2 separate regions of the Homo sapiens genome follow, and region 2 is linked to region 1. A link is a contact called in ENCODE Hi-C or POLR2A ChIA-PET data. All regions are on one chromosome and are shown on one strand. Each heading gives the region's core, a stretch centred on a gene start or an enhancer-like site at or near the end of the contact. The rest is flanking DNA. Distances are from core to core; before and after follow the strand shown. Region 1 holds the start of URGCP (upregulator of cell proliferation). Region 2 holds the start of LINC00957 (long intergenic non-protein coding RNA 957).

Region 1 (4,916 bases), core at 1,065-3,564:
TTTGATTGCCATTTCCTTTATTTAGCACAATGCCTGGCATATTCATAAGGTCCTCAAAAATGGTCAGCGTTTCTTCTTTCCTTCCCAACTCATGGAGATTGTCACTTAATAAAAACATCAATTTGGAGACTCCTCTATGACTAGCCCAGTCCAGATCACCAGTCCCTTCCCATCCCTGCCCTTTATCTGTGGACTTGCTCCCTAAGATACCTAGTGCAGTAGCTTAAATGTTTGCTAGCTGGCTGACTGAGATAGCCCTGAGGGTCTCAGAAAGCACTGTCTTCCTAGCTAGACTCTGATCTACCAGGGAAGCCTGTAGAAGTGGACACTTAGGAGCTATGTCTGCCAGTGTACATAATATGTGCATAGCTTACCCCACAAAATGAAATAAAGCAACAGTCATGAGTCACTTAACAACAGGGATACATTCTGAGAAATGTGTCATTTGGCAATTTGGTCCTTGTGTGAGCATCATAGGGCAAACTTACACAAACCTACATCGTAAGGTGTACTATGCACCTAGGCAATATGGTACAGCCTGTTGCTCTTAGGCTACAAACCTGTACAGCATGTTACAGTATGAATACTGTAGGCAACTAACACAATGATAAGTATTTGTGCATGGGACCACTGTCATATAACGTGGTCCTCCGCTGTCATTTTGTGGTGCATGACTTGTATACTAAAGGTTTTGAGACCTCAGCTTTTGCAATGGATATCCCGCAGAAAATTATAGATTACAAACTGCAGACTCATGGGGGTCACACAAATAATCACAACCGCAAATACCAAATGTCACCAACTACAGGGACACAGTTTAAGCCCTACTGGCTCACAGAAACACCAGTGAAGCATTAAGTCCACCTCTGACCCATGTCTACAAAGTAGTGTACTTGGGCACCAAATGCACCACTATTTTTTTTTTTTTTAAAGCTTCGTTCAGGGCAGCCCCACACAGGTTCAGCCACCCTCAACATTGCCTCCAGGAGGCTCTGCCCACCCTTTCCTGACAAGGGGGAAAGGAATGCTGCAGGACCTTGAACCCCTAGGTCAATCAGCCTGGCCTTCCCAGGGATGGTTCCCTGCTTACTCTATTCATGAGCTCAAAGTGCTGGGTAGTCAGCTGGCAATGAAAAGGCCTGGTCCCGGAAATGACCACTGCCCCAAAGCCTAGAAAGACAGCAGGCGGGGTTCAAATTCAGCTTGCTTCATTCAGGCCCACTGTACTGAGCCAAATCACCCCAGGGCATGGCTCAGGCCTCATCTGGAGGAGGCACGAAATCCATGATCCCGGCCCCTTAGCACCGTCCCCTCCCCACCCCTACCACTGAACACACACCTGTAAAGCTCTTTGGGAACTGTTCTGAATGGCTATCACAGCCACTAGATCCAAGACCCTCTGAATGATGGGTAACAGTCAAAGAAGAATTTTAACAACTAAAGCGATGACCTTGAGCCTAATTTCTTTCTTTGTAAAATGAAAGTGTTGGACTGTCATTCCCAAATTTCAGTACTAGTAAAATTATCAAAACAAAAAACAAAAAAATAATGAATTACTGAGGTTTTAGTTTGCCAAGTGAGAATTTTTTCTCAAAAATTACAAACTATATGTGTCGCCATCATTTCCTAAAAGGAATAACATTTAAATCAAAAAAGTTGAAAAGAGGTAATATCAAAATAAGCGCAGCCACCCCAAGGCAGGCCGGTAGGCAATGGCCCCGACCAAGGAGATCCCGGAGCGGCTCTCCGGCTGTCAGCAAAGGGTCTGCATCTGCCCGGATCCTGACATTCTGGGTACGTCTCAACGACGCGGCAAACAAGCGTCCACTCCCAACGCGAGCAAGTTTAAAACCCAGGAACATCGATACCAGGCGCCGGAGCGAAGCATTTCCAGGCCTCCGCGGGTTGCCCCGGGCCGCGGCGAGGACCCGCACCCCGGTTCCCCAGCCGCTCGCCGGGCCCTCGCTCCCGCCGCGCCCCGGGCACCTCCGGGCCTCGCGCCCTCCCCGGATCCCCTAGGCCCGCGTACCCGGACCCCCGCATCCCGGGGGACCGCTGTCCTCCGCCGGCGCCCCCGCCCGCCCCCCACGCCCGCGCGGCCGGTCCGCCCAAGGTCGGCGCGAGCGGGCCGTGGGCCTGGTGGGCCTGGCGGGCGGGGGCGCCCCTGGCCGGGTCCGGGCCGCATCCCAGACCAGAGCCCGCAGGCCAGAGCCGCTCCGGGTCCCGCTCCCGTTCCTGCCGGCAGCCGCGGGGGCGCAGGGCCTGCGAGGCGGCACTCACCCGGGCGACGCCATGAGCGCAGCGAGGTCTCCGCTCCCGCCTCCTTCGCTTCCTCCGCGCGGCCGCGGCTCGGCGCCGGGGAGGGGCCTGGCCCGCCGGCCGCCCGCCCGCTCCGGGACGCGCTCCAGGGGTGGAGGTGGGGTGAGGTGGGGTAAGGTGGGCCCGGGGTCCTCTCGGAGCAGCCCGGGGACAGCTGGGGCGGGGTGGGGGCGGGGCGGCCCAGGTCAGCCCGCAGCCCGCCCAACGCCCACCTGCCCAGGTGCCTGGAGGCCGGAACTCGCCGGGCGGTGCCTGCGGTGCCAAAAGCTGTAGGATAACCTGCCCCAGGGCCTTACTGAACTTCACACCTTTCTGTAATTGGAGTTTAATTTCTGTAAGAAAAGGCTTTTCTTTAGCCCTGAAGCGTAAGGCCTTATTATTAAGCAAAACAATAACTTTCCTACTTCTTACTTGCAGTGCTGTGTTGGACGAGTTGCTGGCCTCTCTGAGACGGTACCCATTGTAAAATGTGTATAAAGTGGCCTTGTGAAGCTCTAGGCAATGCGAAGCACTTTTATTATTCTTTATAGTGTGTTATTAAGAAAAATAATGAATCTGCAGTTCCTCCAGTGAGGTTTCACAACTATTCTTACAAGTTATGAGTCCTTAGGCAGGTAGATTTTTCAGCTTCAGTTCTTCTCTCTGCAAAATGAGTTTCCAAAAATGATCTAAGTGAAAATGCTTAATAAAAAGCTCTGGACAATGTAAACCATTGTTGATAACATTTTTAGTATTATATTAAATATCACTGGCCGAACGCAGTGGCTCACGTCTGTAATCCCACCACTTTGGGAGGCCGAGGCAGGAGGATCGATTGAGCCCAGGAGTTTGAGATCAGCCTGGGCAACATATTGAGATGACCCCCTGCCCGCCCCGCCCGTTTCATTTTTAAAAATAAAATTAAAGTTAAAAGTAAAATATCATTAACAACCACTATTTAAAAATGTTTACTACTATTAAGAATACAAGACAGCAAAGCAGTGATTAAAACCTTAGCTCTGAAGCCAGAATACCTGTGTTGGAATCTGGGCTCCACCAATTACCAGCCCCAGGAGCCCCTGCAAGATAGAACCTTTCCAGGGCCACAGTTCCTTATTTGAAAAATAAGGCTAAAAATAAGTCCCTTCCTCTCTGTGAAGATTAAATGAATTAATATTTGTAAACATTTGTAACTATTTTTAAATGTTAGTAAACATTGCGTGATGCATGGTCTCTTTTCCTCCTGGGAGAATCCAGTCAATGTTTCTGAGCCTCCTTGTCCTCTTCGGTAAAGAAATTCATAACTGCTACCTTGAGTTCAGAAGATAATTAATGCTCTGTAAATGGGAGCTGATAGGTAAAGCCACGCGAACTTGTGACACCCAAAATAAGGACAAATCCAGGAGGACCAGAGTTAGGAAGAGTTTGAGGAATGGGAAATCCTAAATCCTAAATGCCTGATTCAAGGGAGTAATGAAATGAAGGAGATCAAACTAAAAGAATTTTTTCTTTGTTTGTTTGAGACAGGGTCTTGCCCTGTCACCCAGGCCAGAGTGCAATGGCGAGATCTTGGCTCACTGCAACCTCCACTTCCCGGGTTCAAGCAATTCTGCCTCAGCCTCCCAGTAGCTGGGACTACAGGCGCCCACTACCACACCTGGCTAATTCTTCTATTTTTAGTAGAGACAGGGTTTCCCCATGTTGGTCAGGCTGGTCTCAAACTCCCAACCTCAGGTGATCTGCCTGCCTCAGCCTCCCAAAGTGCTGGGGTTACAGGCGTGAGCCACCATGCCTGGCCTAAATAAGCATTCTTTTAAACATAAGGAATACATGTTTACTGACATAAAATCTGGTTCAGAAACCAATAACCCCAAAATATGGCACTTTAACAAGCTGAACTGAAGAAGTCTCAAGGTCTCTCTGATCTCCCTCCCCACTGGTTTCTCCCAAAACAGAAAATGTCTTTATCTGCTTAAAGTCCAGACCCTCCAAGGAGAACAACTGTTTTTCTTGCCCTCCCTGTAAGACCAAGAATGTAACCACACCTGAAAAGACCCTTTCATAGGATAGCGTACAAGTTAATCTCTGTGCCCTGATCCATTCCTTCTCCCTAGTAATCCTTTATTGCCCCTTGAAAGAATTCCTCTTTCTCCCCTCCTGTAAGTTGTTTTGCCAAGATGGTCTACAAGCTTCTGAACCTTGTTGGGTGGTGGGAAATCATTCTGTAATTCTCCCTGTGCACACATTCATAAAATTTGTATGCCTTTTCTTCAATTAATCTGCTTTTTGTGAGTTGATTTTTCAGTAAATCTTCAGAGGGCAAGGAGAAACTTTCCCGTGGCCCGTACACTTAACATGAATTTTAGCATCCCACTATATGGTTAGACCATCATGTTTAACCAACCCCTACTGTTGGACATAAATATTGCTACCAGTATTTCATTATTATAAGGAATGTGAGTAATAAATATCCTTATAGCCAAAACATCCCATAAACATCAATGATTATTTCCTTATGCCAAATTTTGAAGAGTTGAATTTCTAGATCAATAGGATATCAGTATTTTAAGGCTCTTCTGAAACATATATACTCTGTGTATGTGTATGTGTATACCTAC
Region 2 (4,916 bases), core at 619-3,118, 130 kb after region 1:
CAGTGGCTCACACATGTAATCCCAGCATTTTGGGAGGCCGAGGAAGGCGGATCACCTGAGGTTGGGAGTTCGAGACCAGCCTGACAAACATGGAGAAACTCCGTGTCTACTAAAAATACAAAATTAGCCGGGCATGGTGGTGCATGCCTGTAATCCCAGCTACTTGGGAGGCTGAGGCAGGAGAATCGCTTGAACCCGGGAGGCGGAGGTTGCGGTGAGCCAAGATCGCACCATTGCACTCTGGCCGGGGCAACAAAAGTGAAACTCCATCTCAAAAAAAAAAAAAAAAATGGGACCAGAATTAAATAATGCCCATGTAGTCAAATCTTTCAACCCTGGCAAGGAAGATGTATAATAATCATCTGAGTGCTTTGGGAGGCTGGGGCAGGAGGATTGCCTGAGGCCAGGAGTTTGAGAACAGCCTGGGCAGCATAGCAAGACCCCATCTCTGCAAAAAAAAAATGTTAAAGAAAATTAGCTGGGCTTGGTGGCACGTGCCTGTAGTCCCAGCTACTCAGGAGGCTGAGGCAGGAAGATTGCTTGAGCCCAGGAGTTTGAGGCTGCAGTCAGCTATGATCGCACCACTGCACTACAGTCTGGGTGACAGAGCAAGACCCTGTCTCAAAAAATAATTATCATCATCTGAGGGGTCTTTGGTCGGAAGGGGCGGGCCCCTCATCTGGTGGGACCCCTGAGCTGGTTGAGAACAGGGTGGGTGATGAGCTCCTTCACCTACTCCTAGCCTGCTCTCACCTGCCCAGGGCTAGGCTGGGTACTCCTGGAAGATCATCCCCATAGCCTGCATGACTAGGGGCAGGTGTACAGCAAGCAGTCACCAGGTCCATGGAGGAAGTATGTCCTCAGCCCTTCCTGGGAGAAGAGAGCTTGCAGGAGAGGTGACCCATGACTCAGAGAGGGCTGTACAAGGTGATCTTTGAGATCCCCTCCCACACCAAGATTCCATGCTTCTATATTCCTGCCCGTTCCAGGAAGCCTCCCCTGTTTGCCCTAGCCTCCTACTCATCTAGCAGCCCAGGTGATGTACTATCTTTAATAATACCATTTGCCTAAATAGTACTACCTGCCAGGCCCTGGGTCAGGACCCTTAGGGAGATCATCTCATTTAATCCTCAACAACCTGGTAAGGTCGGATCAACTTCCTCCATATTCATTTTTTTTTTTGAGACGGAGTCTTGCTCTGTTGCCCAGGTTGGAGTGCAGTGGCACGATCTCGGCTCACTGCAACTTCTGCCTCCCGGGTTCAAGCGATTCCCGTGCCTCAGGCTCCCGAGTAGCTGGGACTACAGGCACCCACCACCACACCCGGCTGATTTTTTGTATTTTTAGTAGAGACGGGGTTTCTCCATGTTGGCCAGGCTGGTCTCAAACTCCTAACCTCAAGTGATCCACCCGCCTTGGCCTCCCAAAGTCCTGGGATTACAGGCGTGAGCCACCGTGCCCGGCCCTCCTAGGTTCTGACAAGCAGTACAGATGCCACACACCTGGCTTTCTTCTCTGACCCCGGGGGTACCTCAAGTGGGCTCCAAGGAAGGGGACAGGTGCCTCTAAGGTGCCCCACTTGCCGGCCTCTCAGAGCCCCACTTGCCGGCCTCCCTCCTTACCCACCTTGGAGCTGGGCGTCTTCGCGAAGCTGAGGGCCTCGGTAGTGAGGGAGAAGTAGAGCTTCTTGAAGGAGGAGGACATGAGGGGGCCCTTGCCCTTGGTCCTGTGGATGAAGAGTGGCCCCTCCTTCACAGGTGGCGCCTGCAAACTCAGCGTCCGCTGCAGGTCCAGCTCTGCCAGGCCAGGGAGGGAGGGGAATAGAGAGCCCAGGGAATGAGGGCGGGACTGGGGGGGGGGGGCGGAGCAGTGGGCGGGGCCATGGGGCTCAAGGGCTGAGCAAATCTGAACAGCAGGCAGTGGACGTAGTCATGGGGCTCAAGGGCGGAGCAAACATCAACAGCTGGTGGTGAGCGGGGTGACAGGTGGACTGAGGAAGGCAGGGCCATGGGCTTGGAGGCGGGACACGCGTCAGTAGCAGGTGGCGGCGGGGCTATGGAGCTCAAGGATGGAGCAAATGTCAACAGGCACAGATGATGGGAGGTGAGGCCATGGGTCTAGGGGTGGGGCAAACGTCAACAGCAGGCAGTGGGCAGGGTCACAGGAAGCACAAACAGTGGTGCGTGGGTCTATGGCCTGGGGGCCTGGCAAATGTCAACAGCAGGCGGTGGGTGGGGCCACGAGAGGAACAAACAGCGGTGGGTGGGGCCGTGGGGCTCAAGGGCGGAGCAAACGTCAGCAGTAGGCTGTGGGCGGGTCTGTGCAGGGCGGCGCTCACCGTCCTTCTCCTCGATGTCCACGAGCTTGGTGATGAAGTCCTTCAGCTGCGCCACGCCCTGGCGCACGGTGGGCTGCAGCGGCTCCATCCAAGCCTCCTTGGCCCTGGAAGCCGGCGTGTCCATGTTGCCCACGTTCTGGACTGCCTGGAGGTGACAGCAGGAAGGACCAGGTTCTGCTAGGTTAGGGGCCTAGCCACTGCACCCCCTCCCACCCCCCCTCCCCAAGTCTTTGCTACTCAGCTGTAGCGATGGAGGCAGAGGCGACAGAGGCCATGCCCACGGGCCCCCTCCAGCCCCACTAGGGATCAGGGAGGAGAGGATCATGAAGTTTGATGCCTTATGATAACTGAGACCACTTGGGCCTTCCTCTGTAGGTTTAACTGACGCTGCTGCACTGGATACCCCACCCCGGTGCCGGGCACATAGGTGCAGCCTGAGAGTAAGCAGACCTGGGTTGGAAGGTCCCGCGATTCACCACCGACAGGATGGGCGGCCTTGGCAACCCCCGACCCCTCGCAGGCCTGTTCCCTTATCCATGAGATGGAACTCGGACAAGGTGGCCACAGGAAGGCTTTGCAAACTGTGAAGTGCAGTGCCTACGTGGGCGTGCCAGTGGCCTCGCCGGAGCCGGTAGGGAACACTCTGCAGTCCAGGCCAGGGCCCCGGTAGGACACCCAGCTGTGCATCCCGCCCGTGGCCGCAAGGCCCGCACCTTGGCCAACAGGAGCAGGGTGCGGCTGGTGCGGGCGTCCGCGTGGCGCTCCCGCAGGTGGAAGAGCTTGGGCGACATGATGGCGGGAGAGAAGAAGCGCAGGCACAGGAAGCTGGTGACGGCGATGAACGGTACATTCTGGAGGGGTGCGGAAGAGCGCGGGCTGGAGTCCCCCAGACCAGGGCTCCTGGCAGCCCCCTCCCCTTAGGCTCCGTCCCTGACCCTCGCCGGGACACAGCCTCCCTGGTCCTCCCCAGCGCTCCCTGGTTCCCCACCGCTCTTCGCCCGCCCCTCGCCCCAGCCCAGTCCAACCCGGCCCAGCCTAGCCCAGCGGGTGGAGGGCGCACCTCGTGCTGGGCGCCGGGGAAGCGCTCGCGCACGCGCCGGAAGAGCTGGCGGAAGGTGGCGCGCACCACGGCGGGGCACGCGGGAACCGAGCGGCTGAGCGCGCTCAGCAGGGCCCCCAGGTGGGCGCGCAGCGTCTGCGCGCTCTGCTCCAGCACCTCGGCCTCGGTCTGCGGGCGGTGCAGCCCGGAACACCTGCGTGGAACGGGGCGGGTTGGCAGAGGAGGTCACGGTCAGCGCCAGGGCCACGACAGGAACAGTGGCTCTCACAGCAGCCGGGACACGGACACAGGGGACAATACACGGGTGGGCAGAAGCACAAACACACATGCTGACAGGGCCTGATCCCAACCCGCTGCCGCTGCGCCCCGCACCCCCCCGGAGTTACCCCCGGCCTCACCCTACATCCTTAACTTCCACTTTGCTGGGGTCCAGCTCCACGTACTTCTCCTCAAACACCTTGTTGATGATGGGGCCCAGGACGCCGTGCAGGTACTGCATCCCGGCCACCTGGGGACCACCGCAGGTCACATTGATCCTGTCTCCCCCAGTCCCACTCCAGCTGCCCACCTTCTCCCGGCAGCCGCCCTTGCACCGTTTGCCTGCCGTATCCGCCCAGGAGGGGGACAGGTACACAAGCAGGGCAAACTGTTTATTCATGAATGAATGAATGAGTGAGTGAATGAATGACTAGAATTCTTAGCCCTTGTAATCCTAGCACTTTGGGAGGCCGAGGCAGGAGGATCACTTGAGGCCAGGAGTTTGAGACCAGCCTGGGCAACATAGTGAGACTGTCTCTAACTTAAATTTTAATCACACACACATTCTTTTGGGGGGGGGGGGTGCGGGGCACGGAGTCTAGCACGGGGCCCAGGCTAGAGTGCAGTGGCGTGAGCTCACTACAATCTCTGGCTTCTGGTTCAAGTGAGTCTCCTGCCTCAGCCTCCCCAGTAGCTGGGATCACAGGTGCCCACCACCATGCCAGGCTAATTTTTGTATTTTTAGTAGAGATGGGGTTTCGCCATGTTGGCCAGGCTGGTCTCGAACTCCTGACCTTAAGTGATCCGCCCGCCTCAGCCTCCCAAAGTGCTGGAATTACAGGCATGAGCCACTATGCCCAGCCACATTCTTAACCTTAAAGGGCTCTCAATATGGAGATAGAACACTGGAGTCGAAGTCCCAGCCCCCTCTGTCGCTCTCTCTGAAGCTCAGTGTTGTCATTTGCAAGATGAGGACAATATAGCATGCAACCTCACCTTCAGAAAAGACTCCATGGACTTTGAGGCCAGAGAGTTGCTCCGGAACAGGGTGTTGGTCTTTTGTTACTTGGTCATAAGTAGGCGTTTTCCTTTTGATTTGGTTCTAGGAGGTTAGTGTGCATTGGCGTTCTGTTGCCTGCTTCCAGCCCCTATTCTCCTGCCTCAGGTTCATTAGAAAAGACTGAGTTTGGGGCCGGGCAGGGTGGCTCACACCTGTAATCCCAGTACTTTGGGAGGCCAAGGTGGGCAGATCACGAGGTC

The links. A loop is a pair of places that touch in the nucleus more often than their neighbours do. ChIA-PET counts read pairs that join two places held with the same protein, here RNA polymerase II (POLR2A). Pooled maps may share reads with other maps.
Region 2: a pooled map shows a loop between it and region 1 (4-fold over the local background). The contact joins the promoter of LINC00957 here to the promoter of URGCP in region 1. A Hi-C loop is called at or near these places in 1 of 37 single-sample maps with no recorded cell type and 2 of 50 pooled maps. POLR2A ChIA-PET finds 5 or more read pairs at or near these places in 2 of 52 experiments (BJ and activated B cell).

What each region holds. Positions count from the first base shown.
Region 1 is chr7:43,904,282-43,909,197 of GRCh38, forward strand. It overlaps URGCP (upregulator of cell proliferation), which reads right to left and starts at 2,315. Exons shown (of 6, transcript NM_001077663.3): 1 at 2,281-2,315. The coding sequence starts at 2,294. URGCP-MRPS24 (URGCP-MRPS24 readthrough) reads right to left here and starts at 2,315. Exons shown (of 7, transcript NM_001204871.2): 1 at 2,281-2,315. The coding sequence starts at 2,294. RefSeq lists silencers at 2,091-2,520, 2,581-2,740.
Region 2 is chr7:44,037,181-44,042,096 of GRCh38, forward strand. It overlaps LINC00957 (long intergenic non-protein coding RNA 957), which reads left to right and starts at 1,869. Exons shown (of 3, transcript NR_072982.1): 1 at 1,869-1,969; 2 at 2,714-3,182. It also overlaps the pseudogene RASA4CP. RefSeq lists silencers at 3,155-3,244, 3,335-3,444.